Linked DNA regions of Homo sapiens: region 2 is linked to region 1. Evidence: chromatin contacts called from ENCODE Hi-C or POLR2A ChIA-PET data. All regions are on one chromosome and are shown on one strand. The core of a region is the stretch at or near the end of the contact, and the rest is flanking DNA. Distances in the headings are between cores, read along the strand shown.

What was found. A loop is a pair of places that touch in the nucleus more often than their neighbours do. ChIA-PET counts read pairs that join two places held with the same protein, here RNA polymerase II (POLR2A). Pooled maps may share reads with other maps.
Region 2: a map of CD8-positive, alpha-beta T cell shows a loop between it and region 1 (2.0-fold over the local background). The contact joins the promoter of NXT2 here to the promoter of GUCY2F in region 1. A Hi-C loop is called at or near these places in 9 of 168 maps with a recorded cell type or tissue (B cell, CD8-positive, alpha-beta T cell, Caco-2 and 5 more), 12 of 37 single-sample maps with no recorded cell type and 20 of 50 pooled maps. POLR2A ChIA-PET finds 5 or more read pairs at or near these places in 7 of 52 experiments (A549, AG04450, MCF 10A and 3 more).

Annotation. Positions count from the first base shown.
Region 1 is chrX:109,477,009-109,483,454 of GRCh38, forward strand. It overlaps GUCY2F (guanylate cyclase 2F, retinal), which reads right to left and starts at 5,078. Exons shown (of 20, transcript NM_001522.3): 1 at 4,858-5,078.
Region 2 is chrX:109,532,475-109,539,163 of GRCh38, forward strand. NXT2 (nuclear transport factor 2 like export factor 2) reads left to right here and starts at 4,370. Exons shown (of 4, transcript NM_001242617.2): 1 at 4,370-4,547; 2 at 5,571-5,657. The coding sequence starts at 4,533. RefSeq lists enhancers at 4,351-4,550, 4,841-4,900 and a silencer at 4,681-4,730.

The DNA of each region.
Region 1 (6,446 bases), core at 3,828-6,327:
TTATCAGATTTCCATTTTAAAGGATCTCTCTAGCAACAATGTGGAGAATGAGTTGGAAGAAAGCAAGACTGGAGGCAAAGAGACCAGTTTGGAGTCTGTCACAATAATCCATATGAGAAATGATGACAGACCAAGAGAGTGGTAGTGAAGACCTAGAGGAATGGGATCATCTCCTCCAAGATTAAAAATATCAAGATTAAGAAAACAGAAATAACAAGAACTTGGTGACTGACAAGATATAGAAGGTAAGTGAAAAGAAAGGAGGACTCTAGGATGATTTTGAGCTTTTCAGACCTAGGAAACTGATTGGAAAATGGCACAAGTCTCTGAGATAGGAAACACTGGAGGAAGGAGGTGGGAGAGACGATGCATTCTGATAGAGATCTTGAATTGGCCAACAAGTGGCAATATCCAGTAGATAACAGCACATACTGGAGGGCCTAGGAAAAAAATAGAAAGCTGAACAAGAGTTATAAATTCTTAATAGAAAGCTGAATAAGAGTTATAAATTTGAGTGTAATCAATTGATAGAGGGTAATTTAAAACATGCCTTTTGTGGAGTAAAGAAAGAAGACAAAGGACAAAACCCTGAGACCCCACAACACTTAAAGATAGGTCACAGAGATGTTAATAAGGAGAATCCTTAGTAAATCCTTAATTCTAATCAAAGATCAAAATAATGGCATAGCTTTCTTCAGGGCTGATAATCAGCGCTGGTGTGCACCAATCAGGCCAAACTGGTTGTTTATGGGCAGCAACAATTCTGTCTGTGCCAGCCCTGTTGGTTATTATCTTGACTCTCACTCCTAATTTTATGAGAAACCTTGACTCCTGAAGAGACCAATCTGAGGCATATCTAGTGAATCTTAAAGACCTACCACAAATAGTATGCCCCAACATTCGTATATTGGTGAAAGCTGATTTGAATGAGAGTCAAGAAAGTCTTGGGGGAGCAAACAGTTCACAAAACAACATAAGCCAGTGGCTGAGGGGTGTGTGGGATGGGGGAGGACTTCTAACTTTGCTTTGGGGACAGTGGAAAGATGATTCTGAGCTGATTATATGCATAAGAGCCTCAAATTTATTCCTAGGCCCTCAAAGATAATCCAGTCTAACCTGCCTCCAAAAAATTAGATCTATTCTGTGCACTATGTTGAATGCATGAGAGTGAGATACAGGATGGATGAAGTGTGAGGTGTTGACTCAGGCTTCAAAGAGCTCCCAACCCAGAGCTGAGCTCTAGTCAAGAGCCACAAGCTTCTCTTCCAGCTTCTTCCAGCCTCCCTCTTTTCTCTGCCATGGCAAAATTTGGGAGGCAGGACACTGTAGGAGCCACTCATCTGGAGTAATATGGGAAGGATCTCTATTTCTGGTCTGTATTGTGACAAGGATATTGAACTACATTATCTCTCTGTCCTTATAGGCCTCACTCTTTTGACCACTAGGAATGTGCAACAGTGAGGACAGCTCTATATGGGAAACAAAACCCTATTCACAGCAACAGGGCAAGAAAGCCGACATACTGCCTCTTCTTCCCCAAACACACTAGTTTCATGGGTTCCTTCCCAGTATCTGTGCATTTAATCCAGAAATTAGCACTTAGACTAACAAAGTCTAAGATATACTGAGTTCTTGCTGTGTGTCAAATGCTGGGCTACACTCTTTCCATGTATTGTCTCATTTTAAAAACTGAATTTAAAAAACTCATCACAGTCCTTTGAAGTAGGTGTTATTATCATCACTATTTACAGATGATGAAACTGAGGCTCAGAAAGGGTAAGTAACTTGCCTAAGGGCAAACCACGGTAGAATGGAGATTTGCACCCCAGTTGATTGAGCCCTGTGCTAGATAGAAGTTCTGCAGATAGCCCCTCATCTATGAAGTCAATGAGACTACCATTATTATACCTGCTATGTTACTCAAACTGAGTTCGAATCATTCATTTGCAGTTTAAAGAAGTTCCCCAGTCACCCATGAAAGAATAAATTAGGTAGAGTTGGGGAGGGGCAGAGTAAATTGGGAGGAGCCACCAAGAAATTCATTATCCAACCAGAAGTAATTTGCTACTAGTGTTCAAGCCTAGCCCTGGGACTGCCCACTGACTCCTCACTCAGGGCACAGTGCTGCACAGCTGGGGGTGGGGAGCACCAGTTCCACTGTATTCTATGTAAAGCTAATCCTAATCTTTGAGAATGGAAATCTTGAGGGTACACCCTTCAGCATATTAGCCCCAATTTTCAACTTCCTCATCTGCAAAGTGGGGGTAAATTTAATTTAATCATTTTGAGATAAAGAAGTAAATAAATTAGAATACTAAGTGCACAGTTGTCTTTCAATAAACACTGGTTCTTCCTCCCTATTTGGAAAGAGGACTGCACTGGGAATCAGAAGGCCAGGGTCCTGGACCCAATTCTGCACCAACTCACCATGTGACCTGAACAGATTGTTGCCTACTCTAGGTCTCTCCTTTTTCCCCTTTAGCTGGACTAGCAGATCAGCAAGTCCCTTTATTCTCTGACCTCCATCCATCCTGGGATTCTGTACTTTGTCTAGGCAGTTACTTTTCTAAACCTCTGCACTTTGAAACTGCTGAGTTCATTCAACATTTTCTAGCCTTTGCTGCTCTAATTAGCTTCTCACTGGAGTTGGATTCCCCCAAAGTACTTGCTTCTATCTGGTAGATCCAGTTCCTGATCATTTTTAATTTTGGCCTGGAATCCTCTGTCAAGCTTCTGTGATGTGAAGACCCCACTCCCCGACAATGCTGGAGTTATGCTACACTGAAAACCTGGGCTCCTAAAATCACTGGTTATCTTATTATCATTAATAACAAACACACGTTGAGAAGTTGGTCTGTGCTAAGACTAACTACAAAAAAAAAATGGGAGAGTATAAGGGCCTGGCCAAGAAATCTAAACAAGAAAAGCAAGCATGTACCTCAGGAGGGAGAAAACCAAGTTAGTAAGTTCCCTGCTTGCTTTTGCTTAACATTAAATCTCCAGTGCCCTTCGCAGTGCCTGACACATAGTAGGTGCGCAAAAAATATATGTTGAATTAATACTGAAGAGGAGATATGGAGCACAAATAAAATGTTTTGTATTACCATGTTATTTAAAATGCTCTATTTTAGGCCTTAATCAAGACCCACCTTTGGCAAAATTATCAAGGGGTAAAGTTTGTCTTCAGACTTCTAGCACAGCTCTCTCTGCCCTCTCGTTAATGGAGAGAAAACAACTCTAAAGAAAGAAACTCTTTAAATGATTTGCACTAATATGTAAATGAATGATAATATTTGACACTTTCCTGTATTCCTCCCCAACCAGTGGTGTTTGTTCTCTCTTAAGGGCTGGGGAGAAGTTTATGCCAAAATAATTAATCTCTAATAATATAATGTCTATTTCAAGCATCAGTTGCAGGTAGGCAAAGGAGGATGGACTACTTTTTGAGCAAAAAAATGAAGAAACTTTTGGTGCCCCTCAGATCAAAGTGATTAACTGTCCATTCTAGGTGTAAGGCTGGCATTTTTGTGTTATAATCCAGGTAACTCCTAAGCACAATGCCCACCCCAAATTCTAAAAAGTTAGATTTTTTATACCATTTCTAAAATTCATACAACACGGGTCCCTCCTCAGGCCACATGCCACAAAGTGTCCCTTGGCATTCACTCTCAGTTTTTGTTGCTCTTTTCCCTTTGTTAACTGCAAGATAAACATTTCCCAAGCTGAAGGTCTGCCCTTACATTTTTTCTGGTACCGATGTGATGCATTTGGTGATATTTCTAACTCTGTTAGGACTCCCTGGACAACCAGAAAGTTTTATGTTGCTGTAGGATTTAGTCTTGATCCCCCAACTCAAGATTTTACAGAAGGAAACTTATTCTTTAAAAAAGAAAAAAGAAAAAAAGAAGGGAAGGAAGGAAGGAAGGGAGGAAGAGAGAAGGAAGGAAAAGAGGAAGGGGGAGGAAGGGAGAGGGAAGGAGGGAAGAAGAGAAAGAAGGAAGGAAAGAAGGGGAGGGAGGAATGAAGGGAGAGAAGAAGGAAGGAAGGAAGGAAGGAAGGAAGGAAGGAAGGAAGGAAGGAAGGAAGGAAGGAAGGAAGGGAGGGAGGGAGGGAAAGAAAGGGGCAAGATAGGGGGAGGATGCCCTAAACCTCCACCTGCTGATTTTGGTTTAAGGAAAAAAATTAGCTCACTAAAGTCTTTCCTGGGGTTAATGGGAAATGTGGATATAACTAAAACAAAGTTTGAAGGTATGAAATTTTGGAAATAGAATACTACTGGCCCACAGTTGTTCTGGGGCCATTGCCTAGGTTACTCAGGTGTGAACACCTGCATGGGATCAGACTTCCATGGAAAGCGGCTAGAGCATAGGGATGCATAATTTCATTTCAGGTAGTTTTTACAATCTGATGGGAAGCCTGGCTTCACACAGAAAACCACCGTTCGTTAAACATGTACAAAGAAAGACTATGACAAATAGCTCTGAGGGAAATGGCTCCTCATACCAGCTTGTCAAGCCGAGGACTTCTATGAAAGATTGATTTGTCTTTCTAATTACAGCCTGAATCAAGTTAACAGCTTGTATAAGACAACATCAGGAAGCAATAAAAAAAGAATCATGAGAGAAACTAAACGAAAGCTTGGATGAGAGCCTTTGAGCTCAAATCTTGACTTAAAGTATCTCGAAGGCTCTCTTTAACCCTTCTTTCCTTCTTTCCTTCATTCTTTAAATTTTTTTTTTTACTACATATTGCAGTAAAACTAATGTATCTCAATCAGCGTCTCAGCTCCCAGGTGGGCTGTGTCTTTTTTCCCCCCATTACAATCTTTCTTATAAACAAGAGCTGTCAACTACTCACCAAGTAATTCACCGCTCAAATGTCTTCAGTTTACTGCCTGCGCATGCAGACCACTGGCATAGCTACCTCAGTGTGTCCATTTCTTTGCATCCTCTATGCATTCACAATCCTGTCAAGGACTCCAGTCTGTTGACAAATTCCATTAATGGGGTAAATAATTGAAAGCGTTAGTAAATGTTTTGAAAATCACTCTTCAGCATCCGCAGACCAAGACTTGGATTAGGATTTAGAGTGACACTTCTAATCCTTTAAATTGATCCCACCTGTAGCAGAGTTAGTGCTGACCTAAATGCAATGACCCAGAGATTAACAAACAAATAGAGTCCTCTGGATAAATACGTCCTCCACAGACTACTGCCTTCTTTTACCTTTCAAAGTCAGACACAAACTCTCAGATTTTGCCTCTGTGTTCTTCCTTGTTCCATTCTGTCTAATAACCACCAATCGCCCTTTCTCCAGGACAGTTCTAAATGCCAAAACATTCATCAGCTGTGATTCCAGCCCAGAATATAAAAGGTGATCCAGGCTGGCTCCCTGCAAAATTCAAAGCAGGTGAATTTTGTCTCCTTCTCCTATTCCCCTTAAGTGCCTTCACTGCCTTTCCTCCCAAGAGAGACTCCCTACTTCCCTCTACACCTTTGTACAGAGACATTGTTTCCCCATACTTTAGATGTATTCCTTTTCCTTAAGAAGTCCCTCTCTGTCCTGGGCATCATTCACTCAGGGCCCTGTTCTGGATTCCCAACGTGAGAACTGAGGTGTTAAGGGCTAAAAATGACTTATATTAAATGAGAAATGTTTTTTAATAATAGTTTTATTGAGATATAATTTATCTACCACAAAAGTATATAATTTAGGGTTTTTTTAAAGTATATTCACAAGCTTGTGCAACATTTTCATTATTCCCACAAAGAAATTCCATTCTTGTTTAAAAGTCACTCCCCATTTCTCTCCTCCTCCTAGCCCCAGGCCACCACTAATTTACTTTCTCTATGGATTTTCCTATTCTGAACATTTCATATAAATGGAATCATACAACATGTGATCTTTTGCGAGTGGCTTCTTTGTTTGAATGAAAGAAGGACATGGATGAAATTGGAAATCATCATTCTCAGTAAACTATCGCAAGAACAAAAAACCAAACACACTTTGTTTGAAAAACAAACCGTTTTCAAGGTTCATGCACGTTCTAGCCTGTACCAGTACTTCATTTCTTTTGTGGCCAAATAATATTCCACTTTTTTGGGTATACCACATGATCAGTTGATGGAAATTTAGGTTGTTTCCACCTTGGGCTATTATGAATACTGCTTTTATTACTTTTGTGTAAAAGTTTTTATATGGACATATTGTTTTTATTTCTCTTTGGCATATACCCAGGGAATTGCTGGGTCATATAATAACTCTATGTTTAACATTTTTTGAATTGGCAAACTGTTTTCCAAAGTATATGCACCATTTGGCATTCCCACCAGCAACATATGAGGGTTCTTTTTTGCCTACATTCTTACCAACACTTGTTACTATCTATCAGTTTTTTATTTAAGTATGACAGGCATTTTATATGTACATTATACTTATATGTACAT
Region 2 (6,689 bases), core at 3,120-5,619, 55 kb after region 1:
ATATTTGTACATCATATATCTGATCAGGGACTTGTAACTATATATATAACACAAAACTCAATAATAAAAAGCCAAATAACCCAATTTTAAAAGTAAACAAAAAAAATCTAAATAGACATTTCTTCAAAGAAGATATACAAATGGACAATAAGTTCATGAAAAGATGCTCAATATCATTAGGTATCAGGGAAATGCAAATCAAAACCACAATGCCCACTAAGATGGCTGTAATAAAAAATACAGACAATAACAAGTGTTGGTAAAGATGTCAAGAAATTGGAACCCTCATGCATTGCTGGCAGAAATGTAAAATGTTGTAACCACTGTGGAAAGCAGGTTGACAGTTCCTTAAAACATTAAACATAAATTACAATATGAATTAGCAATTCCACCCCTAGGTATCTAGGATACGTCAATACAAAAACTTGTACACGAATGTTCCTAGAAACGTTGTTTATAACAGCCAAAAAGTAGAAACCATCCAAATGTCCATCAATGGATGGATGAATAAATAAAATGTGTTATACTCATACCATGGAATATTATTCTGCAATTAAAAAGAATGAAATGTTCATACATGCTACAACACAGATGAATCTTGAAAATATTCTGCTAAGTGAAAGAAGCCAGACACAGAGGACCACATAATGTAGGATTACATTTATATGAAATGTCCAGAATAGGCAAATACATAGAGACAGGAAGTAGATTGGTGGTTGCTAGGAGCTGGGGTAAAAAGGGAAGTGGGAAAGAGGTTTCTCTTCGAGGTGTTAAAAATGTTTTAAAGTTGTGCAGTGATGCTTGAATAACTGTAAATATACTAAAAACCACTGAATTGGTTTTTAAATTAGTGAATTGTATATGTGAATTATATCTCAATTAAACTTTTTTTTAAAAGCACTATTTGATGTGAACACTATGGTTACCAATTAAGGAGCTCAGAGGAAGGAGTTGACTGCTCAGATCACTTCCCTGGTTGTTCTAGATTAGTTCTTCTCAAGTCTTGAGCAAGGCAAAGATTCAGATGGGGATGTTGGTAATTCCCAACAACATTAATTCCATTAGGTTTACACTTGATCAGAAGATCTGGCTGCACAGCACAGCCTCATTTAATCCTACCTGACACAATTTATTGCTCCTTACAGTCTGTTATCCCAGGGTCACCAGCCATCTCCTAAACTGTGCAGATAGATGCCTCTCAATACCTCATATGTTATCTAATCTGGACCCGCCTCATACTCTCAAATAAGTGGCTGCCTAATTTCCTCTGCCATGGGTAGGAAAATAATGCTCCTCAAGCAGGAACTATATGACAGGCACTGACTCATTTAATTCCTAAAGCAATGCTGTGAAATATGTACTAATATCATTTCCATTTTACAGATCGGGAGTATGAGTCATGGAATGGTAATTTTGCCAAGGTCACAAAACTAGTCAGTAGCATGATTAGGATTTGAGCCCAGACTGGTGCCAACAACAATGTGCTCAATCAAAATGCTATGCTGTGTTCCAAGAAAAGCTCTTTCACACCCTTCCTAGTCATTCTTCCCAAGTTTTATACATTTGCAGTTATCTAGTGAAGAGCAACTCCGTGTCTTATTCACTTTGTTTCCATTTGCATCCCTCCCCCTCCATCCAACATAGTTTTCATATCTTTAAATTCACTGCTCTGACAACCAGAGCCCATCATTGGTTTCTATATTATCAGTTTACCCAGTCTCCTACCTTTGTAGCACAATGTAGCAATTTCCACTTTGTAGCACAAAATTCTGTGCAAAAATTCAGTGCAAAACTGAGCTCCCCTCCACCTCTAACTCAGCTGTCCCTTTCCAGTACTTCAACCCTCCCATATTTTTCAACACTATTTCCCACACCAATAGCCATTCTCATAGCCATTAAAGAGCTCACAACAGTTGGGGTTCAGGGGACATGAAATGAGGGAAGACTTCATAGGGAAGATCGCACCTGTTCTGGTCCCTGAAGGGCAGGTAGAAATGGAGGGAACATTCCAAAATAAGAATATATAAGTAAATGCATGAATAGCCAAGTGTCTAAAAGCAGACTTTGGGATTTGAAAGTTTGGGACTGAAATCCCAGGTCCACTAGCTGTATCATCTTAACCAATTTACTTAACTTCTTTAAACTTAAGTTTAAATTTTTAAAAATCTAGATAATAATGTCTGCCTTTCTGGGGGTTGTGAGGATTGAATGAAATCATATAAAACACAATCTCTCAATCAAGAAAAACAATCACCAATGAAGTAGTAAACATCAGTCATTCTTGGCAAACAGTAGTAGTTAACTTTGCCAGTGTTGGTGAATTTGGGAGAATAGCCTGGGAAAATAAATTCAGATCAGACCAAGGTAGGTATTTAAAGATTATGAGAATTTGGAAGAAAATAGACAATAGAGTTATCAAAGTTTGTGTGGGAGGAGAGAATGAGAGGGGGAATGAGAGGGGGAAAGAGAGAGAAGTGGGGGTGAGAGAGGGAGGAGAGAATGAGATGGGGAAAGTGAGAGAAGTGTGGGGGAGAAAGGGAGGGAGAGAGCCAAGAAGAGCGAGGGAGAAAAACGAAGAGGGTTAGCCGGACGTGGTGGCTGGCGCCTGCAGTCCCAGCTACTCTCCTCGGGAGGCTGAGGCAAGGGAATTACTTGAACCCGGGCGGCGGAGGTTGGCAGCGAGCCAACATCATGCCACTGCACTCCAGCCTGGGCCACAGAGTGAGACTCTGTCTCTAAAAAAAAGAAGAAGAGGAGGAGGAGGAGGAGGAGGGGAGGGGAGGGGAAGAGGGAGAAGGGTTGCTATAGGGAATGGTCAGAACTAAGCAAGTTACTTAGTATTTCTTTGTAACTCAATGTTATGTTTATTGTCTAGCACTCTCATTACACTTTGAGCCTCACAAGGATTCGAAACATGCCTATTTTATTCACCACTCTATATACAGAGCCTTGCACAATCTTTGGCACATAGTGAATACTTGATAAATATTTATTGAATGAATTATGATGAGGAGGAGAGCGGAACCAAAAAAATAAAGATTCCGAGAATTCAAGATAGGTGACTGGGAGAATATAAAAGTTTGGAAGTGCGGAGGAAATAATGAGTTTAAATTTTGGACGTACAAGTTTGAGAAGCCTATAGTGCAGTCACGTTCATGTTTAGCAAAATTATTATGTGTAATTGGAGCTCAGATAAGGGGTGGGGGCTTGGGATAGGTTGTTGAGATTCATTAGCATACGAGTAGCAATTTAGATCACCCTGAAGAAGGGAGGCTTTAAAAGGGGGGATGCACCGGAAGTGACGCCAGTCAGAGGTTAACGGAAAACGGAAGCTGGCTGGCTGAGAAGAAGCTTCCGTTAGTCCTACCTTGAAGAGAAAAGAGCCAGATAAAGAGAAAGATTAAAAGTATGAGAAAATACAGAAGCCACTGGTCTCAGGGAGACAGAGAAGGATACCAAAGAAGAAGTAACTATTATGAGGGGCCACACACCAGCCACTCAAGGTAAAACTACGACATCTAATTAATTTGCCATTTAAATCAGAAGTCATTGGCGGCTTTGGGATGAGAGGTTTTTAAGGGGTGTTGGGGAGCAAAGCCACATTGCCATGACAGTTATATTGCTTGAGTTTGAATCTCAACTAGTTTGTGACCGTAGGCAGATTTTACAGTCTTAGCTGTAAAATGAAGATGATAAAATAATAGCAATTACCTCAGCATTGTTATAATAAGTGAATATATGTAAAACTGATTAGAAAAGCACCTTACATATAGTCAGCACTCGACATTTTAGTTATTGTTAGAATACCTTGCAGAATAAATAGCCCTTAAAAGATGGTGAATAGCACTGTAAACTTAATTTTTGTTGGTGTCCGTGAGACATTTTAAAATGCCAGAATGGAGAAACCAGATGAACTTTTCCTGTTCAATGTGGCTGGGTTAAAATGAAATAGTAATTTTAGGCATACTGCCAAAACGTAGTAATTCAGTGAGGATGATCCTTCCAGAACGTTCCAGAATGCTAAATTGTTCACTAGTCACGCACGCCTTTCCCCAAGCTCTGCCCACTTATCCTATAGGCTACGGAATAGTAGGTCTCCTCGCATTTCTAATTGGTCTTCAGAGGGCTTTGGCTCCGCCTCCTGGGGCAAAAAAGTCCCTGTAATTGAACACTTTCATTTTTGCTTGTCCCCAGGCTTGTCGTTAGAAAAGTAGGGGACTTTCCTGTTGAGTATCATGTTTACAAAAGCAAAGTGGCTTTTAAATTTTAAACTAAGTATCAAACAAGTAGATAAGGTGGATGGGAGGGATCTTCAGGAACTGAAGGGAAGTGGAACTTAAGGTTGGAACATCGGTGTGCTTTTAACGACGGACCGAGCTACTTCCGGGAGAGAATGGGAGGGTGGAAAATTTTGTGCGTTTGGCGGGTTTCGCTCTCTTCATAAGTATTGATCATTCCGCAGCCCTGCGGACCGGACACGTGAGGAGGTAGTGACGCCGACACTGCCAGAACACACTGCTACAAGGTCCCAGATGGCCACGTCTCTGGTGAGTGCCTGGGCCGTGGCAGGACGGCTGGGCGCCGGACTCCAGTGGCTGAGAGGAGGGATTCCGGGGCGGTCTGGCTGCTGCTCACGTGGATAGGTGACGAATCACGTCCCGGCTCTCTGCACTGCGGGGCGGGGCCCACGCTTTGCTGCCCGCCCTGCCGGCCCCACCCCCAGCCTGGTTAGCAGTCGCTTTCTGATCCCGGAAAGGACCCTGAGCTGGGAAATAGCGAGAGGCGGGGATGTTGGGGTTTGTTGTTTATGGCTTGCAGTTTCTTTCTCTCGATTATCTTCCTCTCTAAAAATCACTTTCAGTCACCTGACAAAGAAACTGGCGATTCATTGTTCTTAATTTAGTAATAGACTGGGCCCCGTACATGAATGAGAAGGAAGGTATTCCTTAATTCTCCGGCACGAACGCCAACAGCGTTGCTTTCTTCGGTGTCACAGTTCTTAGGCAAACAGCAGTGAATATTTACGCAATGTGGGAAAGTTTCCTAAGTGGAGCTGCCGGTTTTTCAAGTAGTTGAACTACTTTCGTGTGTGTGTGTGTGTGTGTGTGTGTGTGTTTCCCATTCATCAACTTTGGAGTTTGGCTCTAACACCTCACTTGAAAACAGAAAACAATTTCCTAGCTTATTCAGTGGCAGTTTTTGCCGCTCTCTCTCCTTTTCTAAGGTTCAGGTGGTGTCATTTTCATTGCCGTGAATGTTTGTAAAATATTGAAAGTCTAAAGTGCTTAGTTGCCAAGAAAAGATTATAAATTTATATGTGGAGACTGAAAAAGACTCAGATTCATTGAGAAGATTATGTCCTAAAGACATGCACTTAAAATTAGTGAAAAATTTTAAAATTGCAAACTTCAGAGTCCGGCCTTTAAAATGTCTGAATTTATATGAAAGAATGTGGACTGTATATAGAGCTACATAGTGGTTGAAATAAATCATCAGCTTCTGTCAGTGGTTTTGTGTTTGTGAGGGGTTGAAAAGGTTGGTAATCTATACTTCTGGAATTTTTCTTGTAGGATTTTAAAACTTATGTAGATCAGGCATGTAGAGCTGCTGAGGAGTTTGTCAATATTTACTATGAGACAATGGATAAAAGAAGACGGGTGAGTGTTATAGACTCTACTACTCTTTATAGACTACTACTCTTTATTAAATACCAGGTTGTGTCTGGAGCCAGCGTTTCATCTGACTTGCATAAGTGGTAACTGTGGATTTACTCTTTAAAAGCAAATTGCTCAGGGAAGGATTGGTATGGCATTAGTGGGAACATGGGCTCTGGAATCATATCCCAGGTTTACTTTTACCTAGTTCTTTGACCTGGAGCAAGTTGCCATTTTCCCTTAACCTCATTTTATTTTCAGGTTGGTAAGTATGAATTAATTAAAATACCGCACTTAACATTAGGCCCAGCATATTTTCTTAAATATGTTTCCTTTTCTTAGTTCCATCAATTAACCAATATGGTTAAGGTATTATTAGTGCTAATGAAGGGGTGGGTCATTACGGGGAATATTTCCTGATTCGCCCCTTTTATTTCATATATTTATAGATAATTTCTGATCATGGCTCAAAAGTATAGCTTACACCCACAAAAAGTATGCATGTAGCATGGATAATATTAAGTCCTCAACAGACCGAGATTTCATCAGCTTTTTCATTGCAACTTATCCCTGCACCATATCTTTTACGTAATTATGTCAGTATGTGGTCAAGTGAGTCTTGCCTAGGTCTCTTACCAGCATAGAACTGTGCTTTGGAGAACTACTTCTGTCCTGCAGCTGCAAAAGTTAATACCCTATCTCTAAAAACCTATTTTTTATATAAAACCCATTTATTAAGCATAGGATTTTATATATATATATACTTTAAGTTCTGGGATACATGTGCAGAATGTGCAGGTTTGTTACATAGGTATACACGTGCCAAGGTGGTTTGCTGCACCCATCAACCCGTCATCTACATTAGGTATTTCTCCTAATGCTATCCCTCCTCTAGCCCCCCACCCCCTGACAGGCCCAGGTGTGTGATGTTCCCTTCCCTGTGTCCATGTGTTCTCATTATTCAACTCCTACTTATGAGTGAAAACATAACTGTGTTTGGTTTTCTGTCCCTGTGTTAGTTTGCTGAGAATGATG